2 separate regions of the Mus musculus genome follow, and region 2 is linked to region 1. Evidence: chromatin loops called from intact Hi-C (ENCODE). Cell type or tissue: heart. All regions are shown on one strand. Each heading gives the region's core, and the rest is flanking DNA. Links, peaks and the distances in the headings are about the cores only.

Region 1 (15,468 bases), core at 2,652-10,651:
TTAAAGTGACTCCAAAGCCCTACATTACCTTTATAATATGTGTTGTGATGTTAAGGACTTTACAAACTTGCTTGGACATTGATCCATAAACACAGATAGGAAAATGAAGACAACAGATGTAGGTGGAAATCAACATTTAAAGACTACTATAAGTTTCATAGAACTTTGAGTGTTTACAAAATAACCATAGACTCCCTTTAATATCATGCTCAGTACATGCTTATAACGTTTTCTGTTGCATTTTGCCATCATGTTACACATAATGGCTCTTTCTATTTGTGGATATCATTGGTATTAGTCCAAATTATATCACAGGAGCTCTTAGGAAGAGTAGTGAGCTACAAAACATCTTCACAAGAAGAGGGAATATAATTTAAAAGTATAATAAAAATATCTCTCTCTATATATATATATATATAGATAGATATAGATATAGATATAGATATAGATATAGATATAGATATAGATATAGATATAAAATAAATGGAACGCAAGGCCTTGCTATTGTCAGGCAAATATTCTACCACTGAGCTATGGTCCTTAATTTATATTCCCTTGTCCTGCATCAAAAGTCAATATGCTTAGAGTTGGAGAGATGGCTTGGTGGTTAAGAGCACTGGCTGCCCTTCTGAGGGACCCAGGTTCTATTTTCAGCATCCACATAGCACACAACTGTCTATGACTACAGTTCCAGAGACTGTGATCCCCTTTTCTAGCCTCCATAGGCACCTAGCATACATATGATGTCCAGATATACATGTAGGCAAAACATGCATACAGTTAAAAGTAATAATTTTTAAACTGCATTATATGAAATTCTCCAAAAATTAATAAAAATATCTTTTAAAGTACTTACATATACATATACATATACATATACATATACATATACATATACATATACATATACATATATATTCCTTGCCTGGAAACATTTCCCCAAATATTCAGCCTGGAAACCTTATGATTCTCAGTCAAGGGTAGTCTGAAATTGAGATTCACTTAGAGACTTGGTGCTCACCACTTAGTCTCATGAAATCAGCATTTTATCAAGATGTTTGCTCGTGTTCACCCAAGGCAGCCCACAGTTCTCCTTTGGGCTCTGTCCTTTCATTGTCTTCCAACTAACGTCACAAATGCATGGTTACCTACACATAAGCAGGAGTAGTACATCTCAAGTTCACATAGAAAATATGAACCTTTTGAATTCAGTCTCAGCAATCCAGCTGTAGATGAGTCTTTAGAACCTCAGTTCCATGGCATACACTGGGACATATAATTCCTCCTTTTTTATTGATTATTTTATTTACATTTCAAATGTTGTCCTCCTTCTCAGTCTCCCCTCCACGAACCCACCAACCCCTACCCCTCCCCTTTCCCTCTAAGAAGGTGCTCCCCCACCCACCCAGCCACTCCTGCCTCAACCCCCTAGCACCCCACTTTGCTGGGGCAACAAGCCTCCACAGGACCAAGCCATTCCCATTGATGCCAGATAAGGCAATCCTCTGCTACATAGGAGCACCTATGGGAGCCAAGGACCTACCTCCTTTAAAAACTTTATGCAAGGATCCAAGACACAATCTATGTAAGTGCTTTCTGGACCTAGCTTTTCATAAATCAGATCTGGAAAATAGAACTTCTTGTTTTAAAAACCTAACTCTATCTCCAGAGTGGAACACTAGTCTGGTCACCCAGAGTCTATCAAGCAATAATCGCAATACTTTCTCTCTCTCTCTCTCTCTCTCTCTCTCTCTCTCTCTCTCTCTCTCTCTCACACACACACACACACACACACACACACACACACACAGTGCTGATTGTTATAGAGATTATATGTTATATCTTATATAACTTATATATTTGATTTTAAAAGAATGTGATAGATCCACAGTGTACATTAGAAAACCAAAGATAATTAACATCAAGGATTTTTTTTTGAATTACCAATATCACCTCTTCTGGTGGTTTGAATATGCTTGGCCCAGGGAGTAGCACTGTTTGGAGGTCTGGCCTTGAGAATGGTATGGTTTTGTTGGAAGAAGTGTGTCACTAAGGGAATAGGCTTTAAGACCCTCCACCTAGCTGCCTGGAAGCTAGTCTACTCCTAATGGCCTTCAGATGAAGATGTAGAACTCCCAGATCCTCCTGCACCATGCCTGCCTAGAAGCTGCCTTGATAATGGACTGAACTTCTGAACCTGTGAGACAACCCTAATTAGATGTTGTGTGTTCTAAGAGTTGCCTTGGCCATGGTGTCTGTTCACAGTAATGAAACCCTAACTGAGACACCTCTCTAGAAGGATATTGAGTCACACTTTGATCCTTTCATAAGTGAATACAAGGATTAAGCTAATTTGCTTAAACCATGTTTTTCCTGGAAATGACATTGCTTCACTTGTTGATTGCCTTTCAATTCAGAGGCCTAAATTATTATTGCACTGTTCTTCCTGTGAAAAAATAAAGTGAAAAGAATCTCATTGTTCCCCAAGTCACAATTGAATAATATGTTTACCAATGGCAGTGTCTGGGGTACCTTAAAGAGTATATAAGAAAAGATTTCAATTTCTTTTTATCTAGCACAAAGATTTTAATGGTGTATGGTGTTCGAGGTACTATACCTGGGACTCTATTTCCCTAGAGATGAAGAAATTGGCTCGTTATTTAAAAGTTACCATCGATACAAGACACACTGGAGTGGGTGGGTCTTCAATGTGTTCATCAACTCAGGCAGCTTCTTAGTTTTTTAAAGAATGGCTCATTGCAACCATGTCCCAGTGATATCTTGTTAGAGTCTGTCAGCATCAAGTGTACCAAAACAATGAACACACACACACACACACACACACACACACTCACAATTCCATTTTATACTGGCCAGGGGGACAAACATATGCATACTAGTGAATTTGTTTTAAAAATAAAATGCAAATGAACAAAGCAAACCAAGAAGTTTTGAAATTATAAAAAAAGTCTCCTTTGCACATTTTGAAAATTATATTTTGAAATCTTGAGTTTTTTTTGTTGTTATTTTCATTGTGAATTCTTTCTGCTTAAGAATAGAGCAGTAAATTTGGCTAACTGTCTCGGAAAGGAGAATTCCTGGCAGAACATAGTTATGACTGCATAATCAGTTTACCCTACCCATTCTCTAGTTTACAAAGATATTTATTTTTTAAAACAAATCTATGCTTCATTTGGTGAGAGACAATAATACTTCCTGAAAAGTTGTCAGTTTAGGGATTAACCTCTGAGCAAGTGACATTCAGTGACCCAACTTGGACATAATACAGGAACCCCAGTTTAGGATTGTAGCTCAGCAGCTGAACACTTGCCAAGGACATGTGAAGCCCTAAGTTCAATTCTCAGTGCCACCAAAACAAATCATTGGAGAGACATACAACATACTCTTGGTTTTTTTTTTTTTTTATGCTGCCAAAAACTGGGGCTAGATTTATATTTAATAATCTGCTTATTTAACAAACCTGTGCGTATGATTATACTGCATCTGTTTCTACATACACTTTTTGACACAATTGTGCCGCTTCCTACATTCCTACTTCCAAATAGCAACTAGCAGTTATGTGTAGTTAGACTTCTCAAACTCAGACCCCACATTCCTTTTCATCCTGTCTTCTGCACAGAGCTCCAACAGTAGGGCTCTGTCCTTCCTCTTTGTCCACAGCCTGCCGTCCATGCCTTGGCTCCTCATGAACTCCTGTTTCTCTCCCTCACTTCCTACCTGGGAAATTCCTTTATCTCTCCTTAGACCAAAAGTAAATATTGCCCTCTCTATAAACCCTGCTCTGATCTCTGGACTTTCAGGGGTAATTAATCACTTCCTTTTCTGTGATATTCAATATGGTAGCTCTTATCACTTCCAATCTTTGAAAAAACAATTACCTGTAAATCTATCTCCTTTACTAGACTATGGGACCCTTGAAACCAAAGATATCATCTTAATCATTTTCATTTCCATAGCATAGCAAAACCTTTAGTGCACGGTAGGAGAACAACAAATATTTGTCAAATTCATTAGTCCTGATTTCTATCACATGTTAGCATAGTAGATAAAACCCAAACCATGTGGTCAGGGCCTTGGCTTGCCTTACTCATAGCCACCTCCTAGCATTGTATACACAGCAAAAAAAAAAAAATGCCAATATGTTTGATATCCTACATTAATGTTTTTTTCCCTTAAGGATCATAGTAGTATTCCAAAGCTGACACACAAGACAACATAGGGGGAAACAATACATATTTGTTCATACACTCAAAAAGACATATATAGTGAGGGAATGAATCAGTAAGTTTTTAAAGCCTACAAAGAAATCACCAAGTCAGGACTACGTTGTATACACAATAAAAAAGTATCTTAGGAAGAAATAATATCAATCTTACACAAACTCAGAACATAGTTACATGAATACATCTGACTTGTTTTGTGCTCTATAATATTAAACTGATACCAAAGGCCAATTAAGACATTCCCAGAAGACAATGATACAGATCTCTGGAAGCAGGACAAAATTTACTAACTAAATAATAGGATACCTAGCCATATACATACAAGAAGAGAAACAAGTTGTGCCCTAATGGGGTCTTTTCAGAGTGATAATATTCCAAAGTCAATGGGTGCAACATTTAATAAGAACAGAGGAGTAAAGAAAAAGCTGTGTGATCACTCGATAAACCAATCAATAGCATTTGAAAGAATTTGCTGCCGGTTCAAGATAAATACCCAGAAAACTTGGAAGGAAAAAGAACATTCTAAATCAGAAAAGGACACGTATAAAACCCACAGCTAGGGTCAATGATGACAAAAATTTTAACAAGTTCACTCTTAGTTTCAGAAAAAAAAAAAGAAAAAAAACAGCCTAAATAACTTCCTCCACCCTTCCTCCACCTAATTTCATTCAACACAGTACAGAATAAAGTATGATAAAGCAAGAAGAAGAATTTAGAGGTGTTGGACAAAGAAGTAGAAGAAGTGCTTCTAACTCACTGTGAGCATTAGTTTACACAACTGTGGAAGGAGAACTACAATCACAGTACATTTTATCTCAATTGATTGTAGTCAACTTTGTTGTTGAATTCAGAGGGTACAAACCAAACATCTGATGGGATGATTCGGTTGGAACTCACAGCAGAAGCGAAGATGCAGCAGAAGGAAAGCTAATGCCACAGGTTTACAGCCTGGGCCCTGGAGCATCTGACCTCACTCACCATCACTGTGTCTTCCCCTAAAACTCTCTAGGATAATGTTTAAATCGTATTTTCTCCTGTATGCAACTTTTGAGTAATTTCTCTATTGTACCCCCAAAGCTTAATTTATATTGCATATTGAGGTAGGATGGATTTCTTAACTGTTACATGAATTTAAAGAAGCAAGACTATAAAAGCTAGTCATTGAAATGGAGAGGAAAGAGACACATTGTGCACGATGAACAAATTATGTGTAGGTAAGAAAACTACCATTAGTTCATGACCTAACACTTTGGCTAGCCTTGCATTACCTCATTTCTGGACTATAAGAGTATTACAAGGAATGAATGCTCATTTGTATCACTGTTGTCATTGTCATTTCACACAAGAAAAGATGTGAGATAGTCATTCCCAAAGTCCTACAGCTAACATCCAGCATAAACAATTATGATGTTAATGCATAGTTCTTATGTGAAGAATATATGGGGGGGGTGGTCACTCCATGTGTTCAATTGTTTTTTAATGTTCAAGTGACAAAATAACGAGGAAAATTCTGCTAGGCACAAAGAGGTAAAACTAAATGGCAAACTGTGTCTAACTAGTAAATCTGGGTACCAATTGTCTTTAGTCTGTTATTGTTACTTTTCTACTTCAGTGTTTGGATGGAGTACATTTAAGGTACCATCGCCTAATCACCCTTCTCAGCAAGCTCCTGGTCATTCTCTAGGTCTGTCTAAGGACAAATTTCAAACTAGGACTTTAACACTGCCTGGCTTTGAAGAGCACTTAAGCTTATAAAGAAATAAATTGGTACATTGCAGTGTCAGGTTAAATAGATGATTTATTGACACTTCTTCAGACCTACTTGAGGTTATTTTTTTGTGGCATGTATCCAAATGGAATAACATCAAGGATTTTACACAGGATCTTTCTACACCAATCCTGGCATGAAGTATGTTACAGCGTATAACCTTTCCCTTTCAAGTGAGGCCTGGCCATCATTTAAGCTAAAACTTGACCAGCATCTGAGTATTTAAAGAGGCATATTTGCACCAAGCAATTTGCAAGCCATAGGCAAGGAATCTGCCAAGGACTTTGCATTGTGCTACTCTGAGGAAATGTAAGTGACCAGATAGCTATTAATGTATAAAGAGTATAATAAAGAATTTTGCTATGTCAGAAAGAGAAGTATAAGGAGATGCTTCCATGACTGTGTGTATGTGTGCGTGTCTGCCTGTCTGTGTCTATGTCTGTGTGTGTCTGTTTGTGAGTGGGTGTGTGTATCATCTATGTCTGTGTATGTGTCTGTCTATGAGTTTATGTGTGTGTGAGTGTGTCTATGTCTGTATGTGTCTGTCTGTCTGTGTTTCCTTACAGATGGCTTGGGTAATTATGCTTGCTCAGCTGGATGTGCCAGCTACGCTGAGGTCCACAATGTTCCCAGAGCATCTAAAATCACCACTTGAATGACAGGCTTGTGGTTCTGCAAGGTCTGATCAATCCAAAGTCTCCCGTTCTTCATTTCCCAAGACACATGAGAGTTTAGATTTTGGAAGAACCTGGATGTTTACATGCCCAATTTTCACCTTCAGAAAAACAGTATGCTGCCATAGTCGATATCACACACACACACACACACACACACACACACACACACACACACACACACAAATGCACAGTCAAAACTTGGTCTCTCTCATCTTCTCTTTAACCTAAGTGGTCCCCGTTCCTATAAGAATTTTTTTTATTCTTTTTTTTTTTTTTTTTTTTTTTTACAAATCATTTAATCCATTAATCTTTTTGCATTTCCCTTCAGTTGTACATTCTTTCTCAAGTTACAAGGTTCAAAATGGGACACGAGATTCTAAATAAAGACCTACCCACCAAGGCCAGCAGGCCTATGTATAGATGGAGTTGAAAGCTGCCAGCCTAGTTTGATTTGAGATACAGACTTGCTCCAGCTCTCCTCTTCTGCCGCATTGCTCACTCACCCAAAAATAGCTGCCCTATCTTGCCTGCCAACCTGATTTTCCATCCCAACACTGCAGGGCCTTGGGAAAGGGGGTAAATGAAACTCAACTAATAATTTCTAAAGAAAGTAGAGTTGGCTGGATCCTACGTATACTATTTTCTTTAAATTCTACAAGTATTGTAACATAAAGAGGGCAACTGGTATTCTGTACATAGACATAGCTATATAGTCAATAGATGGAGATTTAAACTCTGCATCCAAGCCAGGAATTTTGCATGCCTTCAATTTAAGCATTTGGGAGGTAAAGGCAGGAGGATCAGTTCAAAGTCATCTTTGTCTACATAAGTCCAAAACTACCCTACTGTTTCAGTTTCAGAAAACCTGACTGAACTAATAATTAAAGATAAAAATAGTAATGATAATAATAACGAAACATCGTTCACTAGTTGTAAGGTCTTAGCTGGTTTGTTTATCCTCTCAAAGACTGGAGGTCCCTAAGCTAAGAATCTATTTCAATGTCTTCCATTTGCCAACATAGTGCTCAGTGTGTGCATCATTCCTCTTTTCCAGAGGGGAAAACTGAGAGTCGGAGAACTTCAACTGTTTGGCTCGGGGCACAAAACTGAGAAGCAACAGATGCTCGTGACCCTCATTCTGCCTTCAGAGCTTCCCTGCTTTACAGTGCTGTTTGCAAAAGGTAGTTGTTGTTAGCTGTCTGGGAGGAGGAGTATAAAATTTCATCTACCACAGTTTGAAAGTATCCAGATTGGGAGCTAAGAATGCAGCCTGCAGCAATGTAAGGAGAAAAGTCAGTCAGCCGTAAGGGTAGAGAGAGCTAAGGACAAATAAGCATGGAAGGGAGGTGAGAACAGAAAGGCCTCTGGGAAGCTCACTGCCCAGGGCCACTGTCCATAGACATTATGTACAGAGGGCAGGACAGAGCAATGCTAGAAGCAGATGCCACCTTTGCTGTGACAGCACAGAAAGCAGTCCATATTCTTATCTAGCTCCCCTTTTGGGATTATTTCATTTCTTGAGACAGGTAAAGAGAAACATGATGCTACAAGTGAAGGCAGACAGGTGGTAATAAGCCGAGGGAATTGAAGTTTGAAGGTGACCCCCTTTATTCACCCTCCTAGAATTTGTCCAGAGTCTGTTCCTCTATGGGAAGTCTGTTCTGTTTTGAATCATCAGACAAAATGTGATGACAAAGCTGATAATTCTAGTCACTGCCTCCTGCACTTGTAGCATCATGACTGTGTGTAGCTCTGTTATCTGTATCTCAGTTTCTTTACCTATGCTATGAGGATAATAAGAGTATCTACCATAGATCTAGGCCTGAGAATGTAATTCAGTTGATACAGTGCTTGCCATCATGTGTGAAGACATCAATTTGATCTTCAGTACCAAATAAAACCAAGTGTCACGACTCATAGTTGTGACCCCAGCACTGGGCAAGCAGTGGCAGCAGGATCAGGAAGGAGTTCAAGGTTTCTTCTAAGTAGGTCAAAGACAATCTGAGTCCATAAATCCATAGATCCATAGGGTTCAATAAAGAGTCACTGAGATCCATTAGACAAGTAACCAGCACATGACAGGTCTTAGTGTCTTTACAGTCAGTGGAGAACTGACATTTAGGTTGTATGGTGGCTTGTTCAAGCTTTCTCCTGCCAGTAAACAGAGAGGTTATAACCCAGATGGAGACCGTGTGGCTCTGAGTCTAGTATTCTTCCTCACCAAGCTGTTTCTGTTGCAGGAAAGGGGTAGTAGAGAGCAAAGCTCAGGCTGTGATCAAATGGCTCTTCCCAGATTATCTGATAGTTCATCCTATTGCTTTATAGGCATGATGGCTTGGATGCTATCTGCATGCATCCTATGCAGTCAATGTGACTGAAAGGACACGAAGGCAAACTGTCAACCTACTTCTTCAGTATATTGAAGAGGCCCTGAGAAAGAATGCAAAAGGAAGACTAATTCACAACACCCTAGTTTTCTTCCTAAACATCACTGGACAAATTACTGGACATGAAGCTGCTAGAAGCTTTGATTCACACTGAATGGTAGAGGTGTTACCAGGCACTTTTTATTCTCACCACTGAACGGGAAACAGAGTGGAAGATGGGTCCTGTATAAGACAACAAAGGATCCCCTTCAGGTGGATCAACTTTTCAGTCTTCAGCTGTTTACTGTGTAGCTGCAGAAATGGCTAAAGAAGCAAAGAGATGAATAAAAAGAACGGCAGAGATGTAACAAGGGTATTTATGAACTAGCATATTTGTGAAAGAATGTCTTTCAAATTATAAGGTAGTTTAAAAATCATTTCTCTCAACCCTTGCTCCTCAATACTAAGGGACTTAGCACTTTGTGTGTGTGTGTGTGTGTGTGTGTGTGTGTGTGTGTGTTTATGTGTATACACCTGAACTTAATGTGTACTTACATTTGCATCTGTTGGGTGGACCTAAAACATACAAAGAAGCATGTCTACTGTTCATATCGGTAAAGATAGTTCAAAAACTGTGAAGAGCCCACCACTGCCACAATTTCTTGGAGGTTCTAGTAGCCACATTGGATGGTCCCATGTAACATTTGGAGCTTTATTCTAGCAAATGACATCAGGGTTCAGGACATACTGATTTGAAACCTGAAGCACTGGCATTTTCATAGGTTAAAAACTAATTGTCATCAGCTCTGTTGTTGTGCAGTTCAGTTGTATATGTTGCAGAGATAATGGAGACAAATCTTGGAGGAAGATCAGTCTTACAAAAGTGCAGGAAGGCTTCCCAAGAGACAGATACAAATGGAAGTTTTAGGGAGTTGTGTTACAAAGGACCATAGATGTGTGCATACAAAATCTGCAGGAAGCATGCCTAGACAACAGGATTGAGAAGCCCACAGAGATACTGTCCCAACTAAAGGACTTAGAAATAAACTCAGGAATAATATGAATGCTTATCATCTGAGGGCTGCTTCCCCAAAGCAATCATCATTGCCTTCATCCACCTCAAATGCAGCTCTTTAGGGGAAATATGGAAAGAACTGAGCAGAAATGGATCACTTTGGTATGAGGTCCTGGGCTTTCCAAAACATAGACAGAAAATCTCTAACAGAGAGGAAAAACAATGTCGAGTGGGTCAGGGTCCTTTCTATGATCCATCACAAGCAATCAAATATTCCAGTTGTTTTCTCTAGCACTTCAGTGTCCCTATAGAACACTGTATAGAACTGTGTTCCTCACCTGGGTGGCCCTAGGAGTCATGAAACAGAAAGGGAGAGGTGACCAGCAGAGTTTCAGGTGAGGATTCTGTTTTCATGAGGGATTGCTTTTTCACATAATTTAAAAGTTATATCAAATCTGATCATCCATTGTTAAGATTTAGCAAGGTAGAGTGAGTGCATGTAGGCCTTTGTGGTGCACAGACGTACATGTAAGCCAAACACACTTGTATACATAAGATAAATCTCTTTGTTTTTAAAGTCAGCCTCTTAGATGAAGGGGCAAGTAATGGTCCTGCTTCGGGCATGCAGGAGGTTCTGATTTAAGCAGCACAGTTAGAAAGACCTCAGCCCTTCATGGACACTGCTTCATTCTAAAACTCAAAAAATGAACTCAAACCTTGGGTCAGCTTTTCTGCAAAATCTCAGCCCGTCTTTGGAGGATTTTCCATGGGAGCTTCTTTCGTAGAGCAGAGACCAACATGGAGAGGACACAGCAGCCAAGTTCTGAGCCAGGCGTGCTTCCTCAGCAATAGGTGGTAGAGAGTAAGTGTTCTAGACACCATCACAGGAAATTCGACACTTCTACTCCTGCGAAGTGACAGTTCTTCACTTTTGTGATCATCTCCTACCCTGAAAATAAAGCTAACCAAGTTAGGGTTTTTCCTCAAGGCCACGGACCAAGAACCTCAGCCAGTATCAACACAAGACTGGTGACTGATGGCCACAGGCATGAACAGGAATTGGGACATCCTCTGTCTAACAAGCCTGGGACGCCACAGGCCTAAGCCCCAAACCCCCAAATCTGTCTGGCTTTCACTGAGCCTTGAAATAATGGACTTAAAGGACCATAAATTATCTTCTTCAAACTAAAAGCTGCACAGAGCAATTCATAGATGAGGCTGTCAGAGGAAACTTCCAGAAAAATATAGGGACAGAAATATATGATCCCAAGGAAACCGGTTTCCCCATTTGGAGAAGCACTACATTTTATTCTAATTTTCCCAGAGATGCTTAAAAACAAGAGCAATGTCTTAAATATCTTTATAACACCATACCTGTGACAATGCCCAGACAGTTACTAAAAAACAGTGTGTGTTTGCTATGCATGAGTATCTTTACAGCATGACTTTATAGAGCGATGAAAATATGCCCTGTCTTAACATTAAAAGCATCACATTCCTTTTCCTCAGTGACAAAGAGCTCTGACTCCAAGGAAGAGATGTGATATATGCTTCTTACAGTCCAGCCATCGAGTTGCATTTGGTACCAAGTATATTCAGTGTGAGGAAAAATGCACACACACACACAAATAGATACCACTTGCCAGGATACCGTATATGATCAAAAGCTACTACCTATTGTCGATCTAACTTCATTTCAATTGTGTCCACGTGCTTATGTGTAGAGTTTTGCTTGAAGAAGGGTATAGTAAATGTTTTAAGGTTACGTAAGGTCCTAACAAAACTGAACAACTCGTTGCAACATGAGCCCCACAGGTTTTTAGAAGCCTTAAAAGAAACAGTAGATTGGCTCCTGGTCTCCATTAACTCTTAGTTTAGGGTCCAAGATTTCTGAATACCTTGAAAGTACCTTGAAGTTACAGAAAAGGCATAAAGAACCAAAAAGAGCACTAATTAGGAGAAGGGAGCACAGAGCAGATGAGCCATAGGAAAAAGGCATTGCACTCAGATCAGGGAAGGTAAGATAAGTTCAGAGTACCATTAGGGAGAAAAACTACTAAAGCAAAGAGCCTGCAGAATGAATAAGCAGTTTGGAGATGAACATTTTTGTAGTTAAGAAAGTTCAGGCATGCTAGCCAAGTCAAGATAAGAGACTGCCAAGAAAGGCAATACCAATAAGAGCAAGAAGAAAAGGGCATATTATTTTCCTTTTCATCTCTATCTGAGACTTTTATAGATCTTTAAAATACATACTGGAGGAAATTAATTTTTTTCATTTTTTCAAAATTTTCTAATTTTGGGAAGCCATGGCACCTATCAGCAGTATCTGCTGGCTTTAACATTAGAAAAGCCCACGATAGAAATTTTGAAGGCTAGAGTTAAGTGTCGGCTAAGCTTAGCTCTAGATTTTAAAAAAGAGGAGGAGGAAGAGGAAGAAAAAGAAGAGGAGGAGGAAAAGAGGAGGGAGAGGAAGAAGAGGAAGAGGAGATCACTTTAGTCTAAAGCTGAAATATTTATGCAACAATAGTGTAATTAGCAATATAAAGATCTCCTTTCAGCCCACACTTTCAATTTTTTTTCTTAAATAGTTAATCCTTTTTGTTAGTTAGGGAAACAAACAGTGCTATGATTTGGATTCCAAACATTGCTCAAAGGCCGGTGTATTAAAAGATTGTCCCTGGACAGATATTTTTCAGGGGTGGTAGAACCTTTAAGAAATGGAACTTAGTGAAATATCGTCAGGTCATTGGGGGTATCTTAGAAGGTGATAATGGAACCCCACTTTCTTCTCTCTTTTTTTTTATTACCAAGATTGAGACAAACAGTTTCCATTTGCTACATTCTTCCACTATGATTTGGTAAACCCAAGGTCTTATGCATGCTACACAACCACTCTATCATTAAGCCATAACTAGTGAGCTAGAATGAAATCTTTCCTCTTTATGAGTTGAATATCTCAGGTAGTTGTTACATTACCAGAAATAAGATGAACACAGAGAGATATAAAGAATAATGAGTTGGAAAGGCAGTTGGAGATACCATATGGTTACAATCAGGCTATAAACACAACTCCCTGTGATCCTTCTAATGTGGCATATAAGCTGTGTTCCTCATCTCTACTTCCCCACTCATAAGGATAGGTTGCTTTCTCCTCAAATATTCAGGTCTACAAGGCAGATTGAGACTCCATTTCCTCAAACAGTGAGGTTCACCTTGCCCATCATCTTCAGGGATGTAGGATAGAACTCAATGGCAGTAGCACCCAAGTTCCTGAACCCCAGAGGTGGGCTGGTTAGTATTTAGCAAACTTTGATGGGGGAGAAGACAGATGAAGATGGAGTGGGGAACAGAGGAAGGCAATTTACAGACATGCACTCTTGTACATTGCTTTCACAAATATAAAGTTGTACAAACTGTGGGGTCCTGGATTATGAAAGCGCATGATTACCATATGACTCAGAAATGCCACAGATGAGTACGCCTAAAAAATAATTTAAAAGAAGAGATTTTGAGCACCAATTTTCTTAGCATCATTTGTTATAACTCCAAGTAGAAATCTTAAAATGTCCACAGGAAAAATAACACATAAACAAAATATTCTAACACATAAATGTACTTCCAAAAAAATGTACTTCTATTCAATCTCCTAAAAAAAAAAAAAAAAAAAAAAACAAAAAAAAAACCTGAAACGGTGCAACAGACTACATCATATAAGAACTTCAAAGATATTATGTTGAAGTCACAAAAATACAAACATTATGCAACCCCACATCTATGAGTACCTAGATCAGATTAAAAGATGAAAAGTTCTGGAAATAAATGACGGTGGTGCTGACAGGGTGCGGATATACTTCATACAAACAGCACTGTTCACCTAAAATTGTCAAAACTTTAAACTCCATGTTACGTGCACTTAATTACAATAAAAACTATTCACAAGAGTATCAAAGTGTTCTTATTACTCCGTCTCATTTCTCTCATCTGGGAAAGTTAGGTTCATGTTCTTTTTTTAATGTTGCCCCTGCCAGAAACTGCCGGGAAATACATTTCGTGTTCCAAGCAATTCTCTCATGGTTCCAAAAGGAAATGAAAGATCAGCAGCTGGTCAGGACAGCCCTCAAGTTCTCTTCATAAGACCCCATGGACTGACAAACACCAAATATCAGAGGTGACATGAACAGAGCCACCACCAGCAGCCCACTCTGCTATAGGTATCTTCCGGTTTAGAGCTGTTGCCAACAGTGCGGCAATTCACCAACTCAGGGTGCTTTCGGAATCAAGGATAAGTCCTTCAGATCACCAAAGATCTACTAAAAGCAGTCAGACATTGTGGACTAGGAAATTTGAAATTCTGCTGCAAAGTGGTCCTGAACTAAACGTAAGCAATTACCCAGCTAAACCAGAAAGATGTTCAACCATAGCCAAAAGAAGAAAAGTGAAAGCCGGGCATGGTGGCGCACACCTTTGATCCTAGCACTTGGGAGGCAGAGGCAGGCAGATTTCTTGGAGTTCCAGGCCAGCCTGGTCTACAAAGTGAGTTCCAGGACAGCCAGGGCTATACAGAGAAACCCTGTCTTGAAAAACCAAAAAAGAAGGAGAAGAAGGAGAAGAAGGAGAAGAAGGAGAAGGCGGCTGGGGTGGAGTGTCCAGGCCAATTTCATATTGATTAATTGCCTCTTGAGTATAAAACTCAGCTCAGTTTGTCCATAGCCAAAGAATAATAAAATCAGGAGACAGCAAAAAGGAAAGAGAAACTATACAGTTCGCTGTATTCCATCCTACCATTTTGAAATATGACAGCTGAGAATCATAGCTCAAATTTTCTGCTTAAAGAGAGCAGAGTCCAATCAGAACCCTAGCCTTTGAAGCTTCCAGCTAGTTCATTCCACATTCCACAACACTAGCTAAATATCTGCTCACAAGGAAGAAAGATTAATACTGAAAAAAAAATGTTGAAAACAAAGGGAAAGAGTAATTGCTTCATTTATTTCGTTAATTATTTGAAAACATTAAGCTAAACATTTAATGCAAAGCATTTTAATTTTTTTTAATTAAAATATAATTACATACGTTTCCCTCTTTCCTTCCTTCTCCTAACCTTTCCCATGTGACCCCCTCCCTTATTCACTTAAATCAAGTCTCTATTTCTTTAATTGTTGGGTGTGTGTGTGTGTGTGTGTGTGTCAGGGCTGATCACATGGTGTTGGATAAGCAGTCTGGCTTCTTTTCTCAGGTGAAAATCATTTCTCCCGCTCTCAGCATTCATTAGTCACCTGTAGTTCTTTGTCTAGGGTTGAGGCCCCTTGAAAGTTTCCCTCCTCTGCATTAGTATGTCTATTACTGTTCTTGTTTAGGTATTGTTTAGGGAGCCATGCTCATGGGACTTCATGGATATAGC
Region 2 (15,468 bases), core at 4,457-12,456, 67 kb before region 1:
CCAGAAAAACTTTCCAGTGTTACCTACATTCCTTCCATCTCCCCTGATCCCATTCAACTTACAATCCAAAGCCATGGTTCTCCTCCAGTGCCCCACTGGCACCATCCCAGCAAATGCCAACCATAGCTGGTGTTTTGTTCAGTCACTAGAAAGCATTTTTGACCTCAGCTGTGATTGTGCTCACCTTCTTCTTCCAAGTTCCCTTCTCTTGTTCCCTCCCTCCTGGTCCCCCTTCTAACTGTGTCCTCAATGCTGCCACTTCTATGGACCCTGAATTCTAATATTTTAAAATTATACAGTCTACCTAAGAGATTGAATACAAGCTTTCACTTTCTATATCTCTAGCTAAGTTCTTGTTCTTGAGCTTCGGACCTGCCTTCTGGACACTCCTCCCAGAGTGCCAGAAAGTACCCATGCTACCCAAAACTTAAAGTGAGCTCATGTTTGCCCTCATGAGCGTTCTCATTCTAAATCCCTGTGTCCCTGCCTGCATGAGAACAGTGATATCACCACACCCACTCAAGGCCAACACTCTGAAAGGACCACCTTCTTTCCATACAGTCAGACTAACAGGAGCATATGGGTCTCAGTCCAGTCACACCCCTTTTCATCAGTCCTGTAGCTGCTATGATGGTCTGGGAACTCGTTATACATTCTATGGCTCTGCAAACAGCCCTCTTGAGGGATCTTTCCAGCTCAACTTTTTATACTGATCTTATCCCTCTGCTGGGTAGCCTTCTGACACGGGAGTCATTCCTCTGCTCAGAGTTTTCCTGTAGCTTCCACATGGTCTTTCTCAAACGTATCTCACCTCTGATTCACTCGGTCAGAACTAGGAACTAAGGTCTTGTGCCTTACTGAGTATGCAAGACAGTTTTTGTATTTGAGCAATCTGCTTCATAGTGTTAAATCCCAACGTTTTGTAGAGCATCCGTACTTCTCTTCTGAGATCTACAAGCCCATGACTTTGGATGGGTCAGCTGTCCAGTGAGCCTCCAGGATCTGCTTCTACTTCCAAAGTTATAAGCATTTAAGGCCATGCATGTCTTTTATATGGGTGCTGGGGATTTGAACTCAGTTCCCCATGCAACCAGTGCTCTTACCTACTGAGCTATCTTTCAGCACTAGGGGGTCACATAAATCTCCACAAAATAACATTATGTTTTGGCTTCCTACATATCAGTGTCCTTCACACGCCATTCCCACTACCTCCTTCCTCGAATGCTCTGTGCAATCACCTCAATCATGTTAAGGGATTCTTTTCCTATTCCCCAATAGATCTTGCATAGAACTCCATTATAATGTAGCATGCTTTCATCTTTGCAATCTCTTATTGACACACTAAAATAGAGGACTTGAGACAATAGAAACTCTTTCTCTTTCATCCATAACTTGTGTAGAACCTAGCATTAAATAAATATTTGAGGAATTACCAAATAAGCAACTGACAGCCACATCAAGTAGAAAACATTGGCCTGGATCCTGGCTCTATTTGGCCAATAAATAGATATCTCATCACAGAACAAACAACACACCATCTCAGAACTTCTGTTTCCCCATATATAAAAGTGATAAATTCAATGTATGATTTCTGTCTTATTTGCAACATTTTGTTATAGAAAATTTCAAGCAAATTCAAGAGAACAATGATCGTGTAACAGACTCCTTGTATCCATGTCTCATTTCAACCGTTACATACTTCTGGCCAATATTTTTTTTCTATACCTCGACCCACTTCTCTCTCTCTTTCACATTATCTTAGTACTAATTCAGGATATTTCTTTTCTTCCCCCCCCCCCCTTTGGTTTTTCTTGAGACAGGGTTTTTCTGTGTAGCTCTGGCTGTCCTGGAACTCACTTTGTAGACCAGGCTGGCCTCAAACTCAGAAATCTGCCTGCCTCTACCTCCAAAGTGCTGGGATTAAAGGTGTGTGCCACCACCACCCAGCTCAATCTATCTTTTAATCCATGAATAATAATCTCTCCCCCATCAAAATTCCTTGGCAATTCTCTCTCGTGAAACCACAGCCCCATCCTGGACATCGTTCTTCATGTGTCACCCCAGTAGTTAGTCACCCACACATTGCCTTATCATCAAGCACTTTCCTCCCTCTTAATTCTGACTTCTACCGTGTGAATTATTGTCACCAAAGGGATGTTAGAAGACATGATACAGACAATGCTTTGAGGGATGAGTTACATGACTCCCCTTACACTCAAATGTCCCTGATATCCCTAAGAAAAGCGTACGTCTAAGAATTTTTTTAAAAAGAGGCATCTTGAATCTGAAGCTTAGAGTCAATTAAGGACCACAAAATGAATGCCTGTTGCCACAGGCCACTAATGTTTTATAGTTGCTTCAAATGCATTAAAAAAATTGAGGATATTATTAACAGTAATCAGAGATTAGCAGATATTTCTTATATCATAAAATATTAATTTAACTAAATTATGTTAACAATTCTTTATATTTTTGAGGAAAGACTTTGCCTATAACTTTTGTGGCAGTTTGAATGAGAAATGTCCTCCATGGGCTCCTGTAGTTGAATTCTCGTTTCCCAGTTGGTGGTGCTGCTTGGAAGATTATGGAGCCTTTGGAAGGTACTGCCTTGCTGGAGGAAAATAAGCCACTGAAGGAAGGCTTTCAGAGTTTATAGTCTCATCCTACTCCTTGCTCACTCCCTCTACTTCCTGTGCATGAGTGAAAATGTGATCAGTCAGCCTCTTAATACTAATTCAATATCCTTTTATCTTTCAATTCATAAATAAAATAATAATCTCTCCCCTTCCAAATTCCTTGGAAATCCTATATGTGAAAGCACAGACACAACCTGGACCAGCCACCATGCCAAGTCTTCCCTGCCTTATGGATGTTAACTTTCTGGAATCATGAACCACAATAAGACCTTCAAGTGCCACTAGACACCTGTGTAGTTCAAATCCCCACCTGGACAGAGATCATCTCTATTGAAAGTTCATTATGCCATTCCCCAGTTTCTTCTCACCTTGCACCCACTACATTGGCAACCACAATTGTGATTTTTCTACCACAAGTGTGTATTGGCTGTTCTGGAACATCGTGAGTGGAATCTTACAATGACAATGCTTTAGCTTGGCATGATTCTGAGATTCATCCCTGCTGTGTATGACTTGTTCCTTGTCATTGATGATCAGTATCCTGAGGAGTGGATAACCTCAGTTTGTTTAGCCACTCTCTTCGTGGTCTACTGAGGCATGTCTGTTTCTGGCCATTATGAAACATGTTCTTCCAAAAAGATTTGTACATTTTATAGATACATATTTTTACTTATCTTGAGAAGACTTGATTGAGGCATTTTAGAATACCAGTTAGTTGTTTCTTTAGTTTATAATAACTAACCATTGCTTTTTCTTAGGTGGATGCATCATGTTACATTCTCATCAATTGTGGTCATAATTATGGTTATTCTATACCCTTGCCATGCTTCAACCTTGTCAATCTCTTTAGCTTAGCTTTACTGGGTAAACAATGGTGATGGTGCTTTACTGTGATGTTGACTTTCTAGTCTCCTTCCTTGATGATTAATCTTGTTGGTCAACTGGCCTCGATCTGCAACCAACTAAAAAGACAAGCCACTGGGTACTCCTATGAGGGGTTTTCTTAACCAGAATATTTTATGTGGGAAGATCCATCCTGAATGTGATCAGCCCCTTCCAGTGGGAGTCTGGATATAAGATGGAAGAAGAAAGTTTTGTTTTTGCCTGCTTCCTTTCACTTTTGTTGGCAAGGTCATCTAATCTGCTGTTGCCATGGCTGCATTCTTCCATGGATAATTGTACTCAGTTTTAGGTTTCCAATCTGGATTGAAAATTAGCAGCTCTACAGGAATCTTCAATACCCTTAATTCCATATTGAGACTCTTAAAGCATTCGGCTTATGGAGTGAGCAACTAGAGTGCTTGGTCGATCTGGTGTGAAGCAGTCATTGTTGGACTTTCCAGACAGTATCACATAAGCCAACCTAATAAACTCTCTTTTAATATGTGTTATTGTAGTAAGTCTGTTCCTCTAAAGAACCCTGACTAATACAGTGGTATTCAATATATTTCCATGTCTTTTGGCCATTCACATATGCACTTTGGGAACTGTCTGTCCAAATAATTTGCCAACTCCATATTAGGTCATTTGTCTTTTCCTAAAATGTAGGAGTTTTGATGCTTTATTTTTAATATAAATCTTATATTATAATTTCTTTGCCAGACACACATTTTATAGATGTTTTCCTGTAATCTATTTTCTATCATTTATTTTTAATAGTGTCTTTTAAAGGTTTTGTTTTGTGATGATTTTCCCCCAATGGAAATATCTTATATTTTTGGTTGTGAGCCTAGCCTTTAACGGCTGAGCCATCTCTCCAGCCCAATGGAAATATCTTGAATGGCTAAACTAAGATATCACAACCAGGACACTAACATCCAAACACTCAAAACAGCCAAAAACAATAAATTAAATGCCAAGAAAGTATTCAAAAATCTCCAAAGATCTGGAAAGAGGGACTATGGGAAGATAATAAAATAGATTAATAGAAACTGAACAATAAAAAGGCAGGCTCAAACTCAAGGACATTGATAATCACATTACATTTTAATAGACTAAACACACCAATTACCCTAAACTTTATGAAGGAAGTTGATAAGCTGGTCTTGAATTGTGTTCAGAAATTAAAATAAAATAGTACAGGAAAAATACTGTTGAAAAAATGGAACAAGTTGGGATACTTACTAAATCTTTCTCTAGGACTTATTAAAAAGCTACACTAAGTACAGACCCACAGACCAATGTGCAAGACTCAGGAGTAAGATCAAACACACCATCGACTACATTTTTTTTAAATCAAAGATTTCCCAAGATGATTCAACCAAAAATGAATATTTTTTAAAAAACATGGTGATAATTTTTTTCTCATGAGAAAAAATTAAATAAGATATATACAAAACAGAAACAAAACTAAAGTATACTATAGAAAATATGAGTTGAAAATGAGATCTCAAGCTGCAAAGTTAGCAAAAACATCTTTGTAAATGAAATAACTGTTATCCTAAGCAGATCAGAAAGAATGCAGATACAAAAGCAAAAAGAAAAAAGAAAAATACAATAAATGAATTGCATATACAATAATGGAGAAGAGTGACACAGAGACAGACTGGCAGAAAATGCAAAGCTTGTATTAGGTAGAACCTTTGTGTCTAGAATACAGTATACATAGTTTAGTAAGAATGCAACTCTAAGAAGTGATTTGTAAGCAAAACATTTAATCAACTTTCATCAAACAAGATAGACGAGCACCTGGCAAACAGATGACCAGCTGTGGAGTATGGAGCATCAGTAAATGTTAGGAAAATAAGGTAACGGCAGAGCTAGTGGTACTGGCATACCTTGCTGGTTTCACTGACCAGTGGTGAAGTAATTGGGAAAACAACCAGACAATTATGATGGTGAATACATGCTTACCCCATTACCCATTTTGTTGATAGTGATTTAAATTAAATAAACATGTATTTCAAAATGACTCATGTGCTGGAAGGCTTATGAGGGCAGCATTACTAATAGCAGCCCTTGAAGCATACAGGCATCTTTACATAGTCTGCTATGTAAAGAAACTGTATGGTCATCAACTCTGCAAAATATCCAGCTATAAAAAGCAATGAACAGGGATAATTCTCCAAAGCACCATACTGTAGGACATCAGCTGAACTCAGGAAGACTAAAGATAGTACCTCACAGAGGTGACCAACTTCAGGGATGTGGGGTAACAGAGGCCATTCTGAAAATATAAGAGAACTTGACAGTGATATTGGTTACATGGCTATATATAATTGCCAGAATCATCAAACTGTTGTTTAAAATGGGACTAATTATTCTACATAAGTTATACCTCAATGCATTAAGAAAATGCACCAAAAAAAAAAAAAAGATAATAAGATGATCTCAATACTAAAACACTCAGATTAGAAGACATGTTTTGCTTTTCTATCGTACGGAAAAACAATTGAATGAATGGATTAGCAGGCACCCCTCCCATTCCTTCTTTTTCCAAGGAATCAATGAGTCAGTCTGGAAGAGGCTGTCATCAACAATGATATATGCCAGGACCCAGCACAACGAGAGGACAAACTGAGGTTATCACACCTAAAATTCCCTTCCAGGATTGCAAGTGATTCAGAGGAAAGGAGAGGGGCGACATAGTCCGAGGAATTCAGTAGCTTGTGAATGTCTCTCCCATTGGCACTACTTACCTTGCTAATCTCATGGGGTTTCATCACATTCTCTGCTGTTCTCCAACACAGAACCTACTCCCTTCCCCAAACATTGCCTGATCTATGCTAGAAAGGAGACCAGAGATGATAAATACCACTGGAGCTCTCTCATGTCTATGAAATCATTGCTTCATCCATGTGAAACGACAACCACACACCCCACTGTCAGCCATCTTAATACCCAATTACCAGGTAGAATCGAGACTCCCAAAGCTTAATTAACCAGTCAGATTTATGTATCAATAATATCACAGTTTACAAAATGTAAATACAATAATTTCAGAGCAATTGATAATAATAAAAGCTCTATCCCAGTAGTTCTAACCTTGTGAAATCATAATTACTTGTGGCTCGAAAACACCACGCAGGTTCACATCATCAGCCATCTTCCTTCTTCTCCTACCCTGAGATACTCCCTGACTCTGCAACTCTTAAATCCACCTTCCTTTTTCTTGTCCAATCACAGGCCTCCCATTGCCCTGATGTGATTGGACAAGGAAAATCCTGCAACTGCAGACCTCTGCTGCATATGCATCTCGGACCAGCTTGTGTATGCTGCCTGGCTGGTGGCTCAGTGTCTGAGAGATCTCAGGGGTCCAGGTTAGTTGAGACTGCTGGTCTTCCTATGGGGTCATCTTCCTCAGCTTCTTCAAGCCTTTCCCTAATTCAACCACAGGAGTCCCTGGCTTCAGTTGGCTTAGGCATCTGTGCCTGTTTCAGTCAGCTGCTTGTTGGGCCTCTCAGAGGACTGCCATGCTAGGCTCTTGTCTGTAAGCACACCATAGCATCAGTAATAGTGTCAGAGCTAGAGTTTCCCCTTGAGATAGATCCCAAATTGAGCTTGTCACTGGACCACCTTTCCCTCAGTTTCTTCTCCATTTTTGTCCCTACAGTTCTTTTAGACAGGGACAGTTCTGGGTCAGAGTTTTTGACTGTCTGATGACATCCTCATCTCTCCACTTGATGCCCTGTCTTTCTACTGGAGATGGACTCTATATAGTCCCTCTCCCACTGTAGAGCATTTCATCTAAGGTCCCTCCCTTTGAGTCCTGATAGTCTCACATACTAAGTCTCTGATACTTTCTAGAGGGTCTCCCCACTTCCCACCTCCAGAGATTGCATATTTCCATTCATTCTGCTGACTCTCAGGGCTTCTCTCCTGCCCCCCATATCTGATCATGTTTCCTCTTTTCCCCTCCCCTCAATTCTCCCACAATTTAAAAAGTTATTGGTTCCTCTCATGCCATTTGAGTCACTACTGCATCAGTCTATCTTGGAGGTGGATCTCTGTTCCAAGTCACAGGTTTTGTAGCTTTCCCTGTCTGTCTTTATCAAACATTATTTACTAAAGTCATTCTAAGTGCTTTTTAGAGATTAACCATGCAATGCTGTCCATAGACTTTTAATGTAGCCTTACTTGTCATTCCAAATTTATAAATGAGGAAACAGGGACACAGATACACTGAAAAAAATTGCTCAGACCCTGCCTCATTCCATGCTCACTTTATTATATTGTGAACTGTCTATACTACACATGTAAGAGAATGAAGAAGCTCATGAACAAGAAACTACACCCACCTCTAAAGGGACTCCAATACTACAGTCAAGGAGTCTTAAACAGGTACCCCAATAAGCCAAGAGAAGGGTTAAACACTACACTGGGTTCATGGATATGTGCAAATGTCTACATCTCTAACAAGTATGCACGATGTCCCAAAATTCAAAGCTGTATTCTTTTTAAATTAAAGCTATTTCTTTCCCTAGGAGCAATTCAAGTTTTCTCCTTCATTGCAAGATTCTGGTTGGGAATAATGTTGTTTTATTTTTAAAATTTTCCGTACATATTATACTATAAACTCCCTGAAGATGAGCATACCATTTAATGGATACCTTTAGCATTAGGAGCAAAATTAACAAGCATTTGAGTTCTGACTCTTAATAACCCTTGTTTATTTTAGCCTAAATTTAGTGGCTCCCATTCCGAAAACTTCCATTCTAATTAAATTCACATCAACATTTTACATTCATCAGAAGGAATGCAGGAAAGACCCACTGTGTTTGTCTTGCAAGTAACTTTGAGGAGACTTAAGGAGACTTCAACTGAAGTCCAACCGAGTTGAGACTGAAGAATAATGGAAGGAAAGGGAAATTTAGAGAGGAGGAAAGTTGTGTTCTTCTTCAAGAGACCCGGGGTTTTAAAGGAGGTCGACCGCCCAGAAGGGTCTTATTCCTGCTTTTTATTTCTGCTCTTTATCTTGCCTATGTACTCCAGTCAAAACACTAGCTTTCTCTGAGTCTGGCTTTTTTTTTTTTTTTTTTCATTCTGCAACCCGTAGATAATTACAGCAATCCCAACCTCTTCAAGCTGTCTCGGGGCTTAACTGTGACTGCACGAAGGAAAATGATGGAAAACTTCTAAACTTTACTACAAATATCCACCATAGCAAAAGAAGGTGGGTGCACTGCTGCTACAGCTCAGTAATCGGAAGTAGGAGTCAATCTTATCTGTCCAGAACTTAACTCTCCCTGGTAGCCCTCACCTGCCCTCACGCAGCCTGAAAGCTGAGGGACACAGCAGGAAAAGAAAGTGACCCTAAGAAGCGGGGATGAAATGAGATGCCAAAGAAGGGAGGAGAGTGGAAACAGGGAGGGCTGGGGCGGGACTGTTTAATGTTCAAAATCAGTGCCAAGCTAAATTGGAAACATGAGTCTGCCTACCTGGAACTTACCTCATCCGTATATAATTTGTAACCTGAGATCCCCTCGCAGTGAAGTAAAAATAGCAAGGCTCTCTGGCAGGTCTGTTCTCTGCACAGTGGAAGGTCAGAATGGGGAAGGTAGGACTTGGGGAGAGCCAGAAAGCTGGGCCACAGAATGCCCATCATGTGGCTTTGGCAGGGATACCTTCTCCCCTGTCTCCTGCGATGACACAGAAAATACATCCGAGGAAGTGGTTTCAGGATTCCCCTGGGAAAAGCGGGTATGCTGTCCTCCGGGCACAATTTTTGTTCTCTTTGTTTTTGTCCTAGGCACTACTGAAGTACTGAGCGCCGCCAACCCCAAGTGCTTGAATCTGAAAGAGGCAAAGGCAGACCAAGTCACAGAGCAGATAGCTGAGCTTTTCAAGACATGCAGCTGGCACCTATCTCTGTGGACGAAATGATGTGCTAACTGCCCGTCTTGCTCTCTGTGAGTCTTTCCCTCACAGGAGAGCGTGCCAATGCGGATGGTTCACTTGCATCTACTCTAGCCATGCTTTGCTTTTGATGATGCAGGGATGAAGAAAGGCTTGGTGACTCTGTGCCCCACTGCGCGGAGAAGACGGGGAGAGAAGGAAGAAGATGGGGACATAAGGAGAAGACGGGGAACTGGCTGATTTGAGATTAATAACATCAAAAATGTGCTTGGAGGGGGAAGATTTTCATTCTTTGTGATGTCCGTATATGAAATAGTATTAATAGGGTGGATGCAATTCTGAGAATTCCTAAGCCTGCGTTAGTCCTGTTAGATAACTCTTGCTTCTGCTAATCATACTCAGAGCCCTTTGGGAGATCTAATTTCTCTCTCTCTCTCTCTCTCTCTCTCTCTCTCTCTCTCTCTCTCTCTCTCTCTCTCTCTCTCTCTCTCTCTCTCTCCTTTACCAGTACATCTTAGCCTTCATTGTTATAACTCCCTTTGTTCACATAAATGGGTTTGTTGCTCATTCCTTTTACAAACTGCAGTACTCCACTAGCTGCCATTTGGAGAGAAGGTATTCTTGTTCTCTCTATCGTTGATTATAAATTGAGTTTTAATCGTTGATTATAAACTTTGTTATGAAGCCTCAAGAGACAAAGCATGCCAGCTCTCCACCTCTTTGAGAGAAAGCTGCACAGAGTTACACAGCCAAGAGGAGAGGGGAAGAGAGCCTTCCCAACCTGGCCTGTACTCCTTCCTGGCTTCACCTCATTCGCTCCATAATTCCTCAAAGGCTAAAACTATTTTTTTTAAGATTTTATTTATTTTATGTATGTGAGTACACTGTAGCTGTCTTCAGACACACCGGAAGAGGGCATCTGATCCTATTACAGATGGTTGTGTGTCACCATGTGGTTGCTGGGAATTGAACTCAGGACCTCTGGAAGAGCAATCAGTGCTCTTAACCACTGAACCATCTCTCTAGTTTGCTAAAACTTTTTTAAAAATTCACTCCATTACCCTTCCTACAAAGGGGGTTGGAGGCAGGGGCTACTGTCTTGGAGTATTTTAACAATTCAGTGACATGGCCGAGATTTTCAAAAGACCTCCCAATTCATGCTGTCCAACAGAAATGTAATGCAAGCCATGTCTGTAATTTAGACTTGCAAGTAGCCACACTTCCAAAAGGCAGAGAAGAAGCTGGGGAAATTAATTATAATAACACATTTTCTTTAATCTGATGTATCCAAAATATTATCATTTCAAGACCTAGTCACCAAATCTATGTTAATGGAATATTTTACATTTATTTTCTTTCCTACTAAGTCTCTAAAAGCCAATGTGGATTTTACACACTGAGACAGTGCACTTTCATAAGAAATACTCACTTTATATTTAGCTTTGTCAAGACTTGCAGTTGAAAAAAAATAGATTCACATACACAAGTTGTGCCAAAAGTACTTAAATATTTCCTAAAATCTGAATCAAGTATAAGTGTTTTAAATTTAAAATAATTAAGATGAAATAAACATGGAAAGTCAGTTCTTCGGTCACAGAATCCCTTCTCATGGCTCCATTTGCTTAAGTGGTTATTGTGAGCGCTGAGGGTCTTGTATCCTGAAGGAGTGCTTGCTACCAAGAGGGGACTAAGAAGTGAAGCGTTTCTCTGTTGCTGCTTTCTCTTTAATCAATTCTTTTTTTATTAGATATTTTATTTATTTGCATTTCAAATGTTATCCCCTTTCCCAGTTTTTCCTCCACAAATCCCCCATCCCATCCCCCTCCCCCTGCTTCTATGAGAGTGCTCCCCTGTCCACCCACTCCCACCTCACTGCCCTGGGATTCCTCTATACTGGGGCATTGAGCCTTCGTTGGACCAAGGGCCTCTCCTCCCATTGATACCAGATAAGGCCGTCTGTTGCTGCTTTCTAATACGCTGAAGTTTGCTTAGCCCTGCAGCTTTAACTCTGACAGCAGCATAGTGACCTCTATGAGTGTCTTGGCAATATCCAGAAAACCAAGCATTGATGTGCCATTGTGCCTGTTTCCTATCACAGACAGCCATGGCAGGACAGGTGGTGACAAGCTTCTCTGGCCATTTGAAGCATTTCTGTTTGCTATATTGGTTTTACTATATCCAACTGGTTTTTCCTAGCTTCAGTGATGAAAATGGATAGATAGATAGATAGATAGATAGATAGATAGATAGATAGATAGATAGATAGATGATAGATAGATAGATAGATAGATGATAGAGTTCTAATGCTTATAAAATGTGGGTTACAAGAAAAATTAAATGTCATTGCTTGAAGTTTATGAACTCTTATGCTAAATAAAATGTCTATGAGCCTTAGTCAGAGTATTTAAGAAAAATAAATAACATATAAACAGGAGAGGGAGAAATAATATTGCTCGCTGATGACATGGTCAGAAACATAACTCTAGAGTGTTCTAAACACGGTAAGAACTGACAACCTCACTCAGTAAGCTTGTAGCACCTAAAGTAAATGTGACAATCAGTGGCACTGCCACCATCTCAAATGGCATTAAAATGATTAAACAAGAGAGGTGAAGATATGACTCAGTGGGCGAACTGTATGGCCTACAAGTATAAAGACTGCAATTCAAATTCTCAGAACCCAAGTGAGAAAAGCTGGGTGCTGCCACACATTAACACACATCTTTACTCTCAACACTGCAGAGAAAGAGACTGGAATATCCATAGAGCAAACTGGCCAATTAGCCTAGCTAAATTGATGAGCTACAAGATCATGTGTAAAACTCCTCAAAAAGAAGATTTAAGTGCAACCTAAATCTTCATAATCTTCATAATCTTCATAGCAACCTATGAAGACATTGACATTAACGTGTAACCTGAGCATGCATATGCACAGGTGCACACACTCAAAACTGTATACATATATTACACATACAAACGAAATAAAATTCAGTAAAGTGAAGTAAAATCATAAAATACCTAGGAATAAAGTTATTGGAGGCCCTGATAGATTTTTATGCTGAAAACTATAAGATACTATTGAAAGAAGTTGAAGAAGACAAAAGTGCGTAGGTATTCCCACTTTGAATTTGAATTAATACTTGTACAATATCTGTGCTACCCAAAGTTATGTGCACATTCAGTACAATGCCATTGAAATTCCAGTGATATTTCCCCCAGAAACAATAGGAACAATCTTAGACTCTATTTAGAGCCTAAAAAGAATACAAACAACCAATATAAAACTGTAAGCATTGTGTCATCTGCCTTTAGAATATATTACAAAACCGTAGGAGTCAAAACAACATAATACTACCCTCAGCAGACAAAATGACAAATGTAGCAGGTGACAGAGCACAGAAATAACCTGCACATTCATAGTTTACTGATGTTTGACAAAGGCCCAAGACACACAATGAAGGAAAAAAAGCCTCTTTAATGAGCAGTGTTGATAAAAGGTATGCACAAAAAGTAAATAAAATTGGATTCTTGTTTCTCATTACATGTACAAGTCAACAAACATGGATAAAGACATAAACATAAGGCTGAAACTATGATGATACTGGAAATATAAGAAACCATAATACTCTATGTGCATGAGTTTGTGAATATAAGACCACAGATACTAGCAGAAAATGAAAAAAAAATTAACGGGGCTCTAGCAAACTACAAAGCTTGTTCACAAAGGAAACTCAGAGCACAGCAAATTGGCAGACCAAGATGGGAGAAATTGTTTGCAAGCCATACATTTGATAAAGGACTAATAACATCAGAATATAGGCAGAACTTGACTCAATGTTAGGAGAAAAACAGCCCAGTGGGGAAAACAAAGAAAAGACTTGAACAGATATGCCTCATGAGTCAAGCTGCTCAAAAGGCACATGAAAAACTATCCAGTATCAGGAATCATCAAGAAAATGCAATCACAGTATAATGTGCCCCAACACACTTGCAAATGTTGGTGTGCTTATGGAAGAGAGGGAACGCTGATGCTGATAGGAGTGCAAGGGTATCCAGGATAGAACGTGCAATGGTGAATCATCAATAAGCTGAAATTATAACTGCCATGTGGTCCAGATATCCTACCTTGGAGAGTTTTATCCAATGAAACCTAAATCTGTTGAAGAGATAGCTGCACTCTGCAGGATTATCCACAGTAACAAAGATTCTGAAGCAATTTTAAGTGCCTTCCATGGGTGAATGAAGAAAAAGATTATGGCATATTCACACAATAGAATAGAATTCTCTTCCAAAGAAGAAAAAATGTTTGTGGAAACATGGGTTAACCCAAGGGGTGGTACTAAGTGCAAAAGCAGGCATAGGAAGACCTACTTGTAAAAGCTAAAAATGTTGAATTTACAAAAGCATTGAAATCAAACTTGTAGAATGACAGTTGACAGATGCCAGGAATGAGGCAGTGGGGAAAAGAGATAAGACAAAGCTTGCAAAATTTTATTATTCAGGATGCTCTATGGCGTATCATGGGAACCATATTCAATAGGACCTTGCCTATTTTGATGCTGAGAGAATGGATTTTGCATGTACTCATGATAAAAAATAATCAGTATCTGAAGTGGTGGACATGGTCACTGAGCTTAATGCAATCATTGCTCAGTGTGTACATATATCAAACTTTCCAAGTAAAAGTCCAGAGTCACATGTCAGTCTAAGAAATACATACCTCACATTCTTAGAATATTTGGGAGAGTTCATGCTACAGCTATGTGAAGCTGTCTAACCTAACCCATGCATTTATAGCCTACACTGAGAAAAGCATGGTGTTAGTACACACACACAAACACACACACACACACACGCACACACATACACACACGCACACTCAAATGCACATGCGTAGGTTTTTTTTTTCTTTAATTTCAATAATGGAGAGGGTTGTTTTTTTTTTTTTAATGGTAGCTGATTTAACTATTTATACTATAATATTAGCTCTTTGTGGATCCATTTTTGGTATTGCAAGGATATTGTAGGTTAAGTCAAGTTAGGGACCCTAACAGTGCTCAGCTCTATGAAGGAAGCAACAAATATACAAAATGATCCAAACCTCCTGGGATGGTTGGTATCTCCCGTTTAGACATAGCAAGCTATTGTTTTCATGAGCACAGAACTCCTCTCTCACATTAGTAACTGTGATATCCCATTGAGGAAGTAGCTTATTGAATAAGGCCTGGTGGGACTCTCAAATCTCCATGTCCTCTTGACCAACAAGAACGTTTTTCACACTTAGGTGACCAGTTCTCCCTTCTTGAATTTGAATCTTGAAACAAAGTGTCACAGAGATTAGAAATAGCCAGTGTTGCTCCATTCTAATGCCACGCCCAGGCCTTCGGGAGGCTTTCTTTGTTCCTCCTTTCTAAAGACTGTACTTCATGTTGGGCCTCTTCTTCAATCCCAGTTTCTTTCCCTTCTCTGCTTCCTCCTCTCTTGTTCCTTCTGTTTTTTACCAGCTACCCGTGTCTGTTTGTTGCCTGGATTCCTCTCTGAAATAATAATCCTCCCCTATAAAGTATGAATTCTCTCAGGCCCATGCTTGCTTGGCCAAAATGAACTTGCCGCTCTTTCTCTGCCTATGCAAACAGAAAGACGCTTGTTAATGAGTTCATGGGGTTGAGTAACAGTCTCAAACAATTGCTGTGCCTCCCAAGAGCCCTAATTAGAGTCCTTTATTTGTCTCCAACTGAGGCAACCTTCTCTGTGGAGGTGAAGATCACAGATCTGGAGAGAAGGAGAGAATCTTTCAATTGTTCTGTCCTGTGAGAGAAACTCTTCAGAGTGATTCTAACTGGCAATATTGTAAAAATGACAGTCATAATCCTAAATCTAATATAGCTGTCCCCAAACAAATGTTCTTCCATTTTCGAGGAAAATTGTCCTCAGTCTTAAGAGTTCATTTCCCTTTCTGCTAACCTTCATTTTCCTCTGTCAACCTGTGTGGCCTCTTGCATCTCTACTTGGATTTACTGGAACAATCAGAAGAGTC

What was found. A loop is a pair of places that touch in the nucleus more often than their neighbours do. Peaks named below come from ENCODE experiments on the same cell type or tissue, not always from the same donor. Only the 100,000 strongest peaks of a DNase experiment are listed, where the experiment ranks them.
Region 2: it touches region 1 in a loop (2.5-fold over the local background); 3 of 42 quality-filtered maps call a loop at or near these places.

The regions. Positions count from the first base shown.
Region 1 is chr4:82,125,904-82,141,371 of GRCm38, forward strand. No RefSeq gene overlaps it. Among named protein-coding and RNA genes, the nearest start is that of Gm11264, 68 kb to the left of the region's middle. In heart, for the core only: no CTCF peak of the experiment used is centred there; a DNase peak (open chromatin) is centred at 7,158; H3K27ac peaks cover 2,858 bases.
Region 2 is chr4:82,056,766-82,072,233 of GRCm38, forward strand. It overlaps Gm11264 (predicted gene 11264), which reads right to left and starts at 9,125. Exons shown (of 6, transcript NR_151604.1): 1 at 9,025-9,125. It overlaps Gm5860 (predicted gene 5860), which reads left to right and starts at 8,615. Exons shown (of 3, transcript NR_040659.1): 1 at 8,615-9,275. In heart, for the core only: no CTCF peak of the experiment used is centred there; DNase peaks (open chromatin) are centred at 9,196 and 11,466; H3K4me3 peaks cover 989 bases; H3K27ac peaks cover 4,124 bases.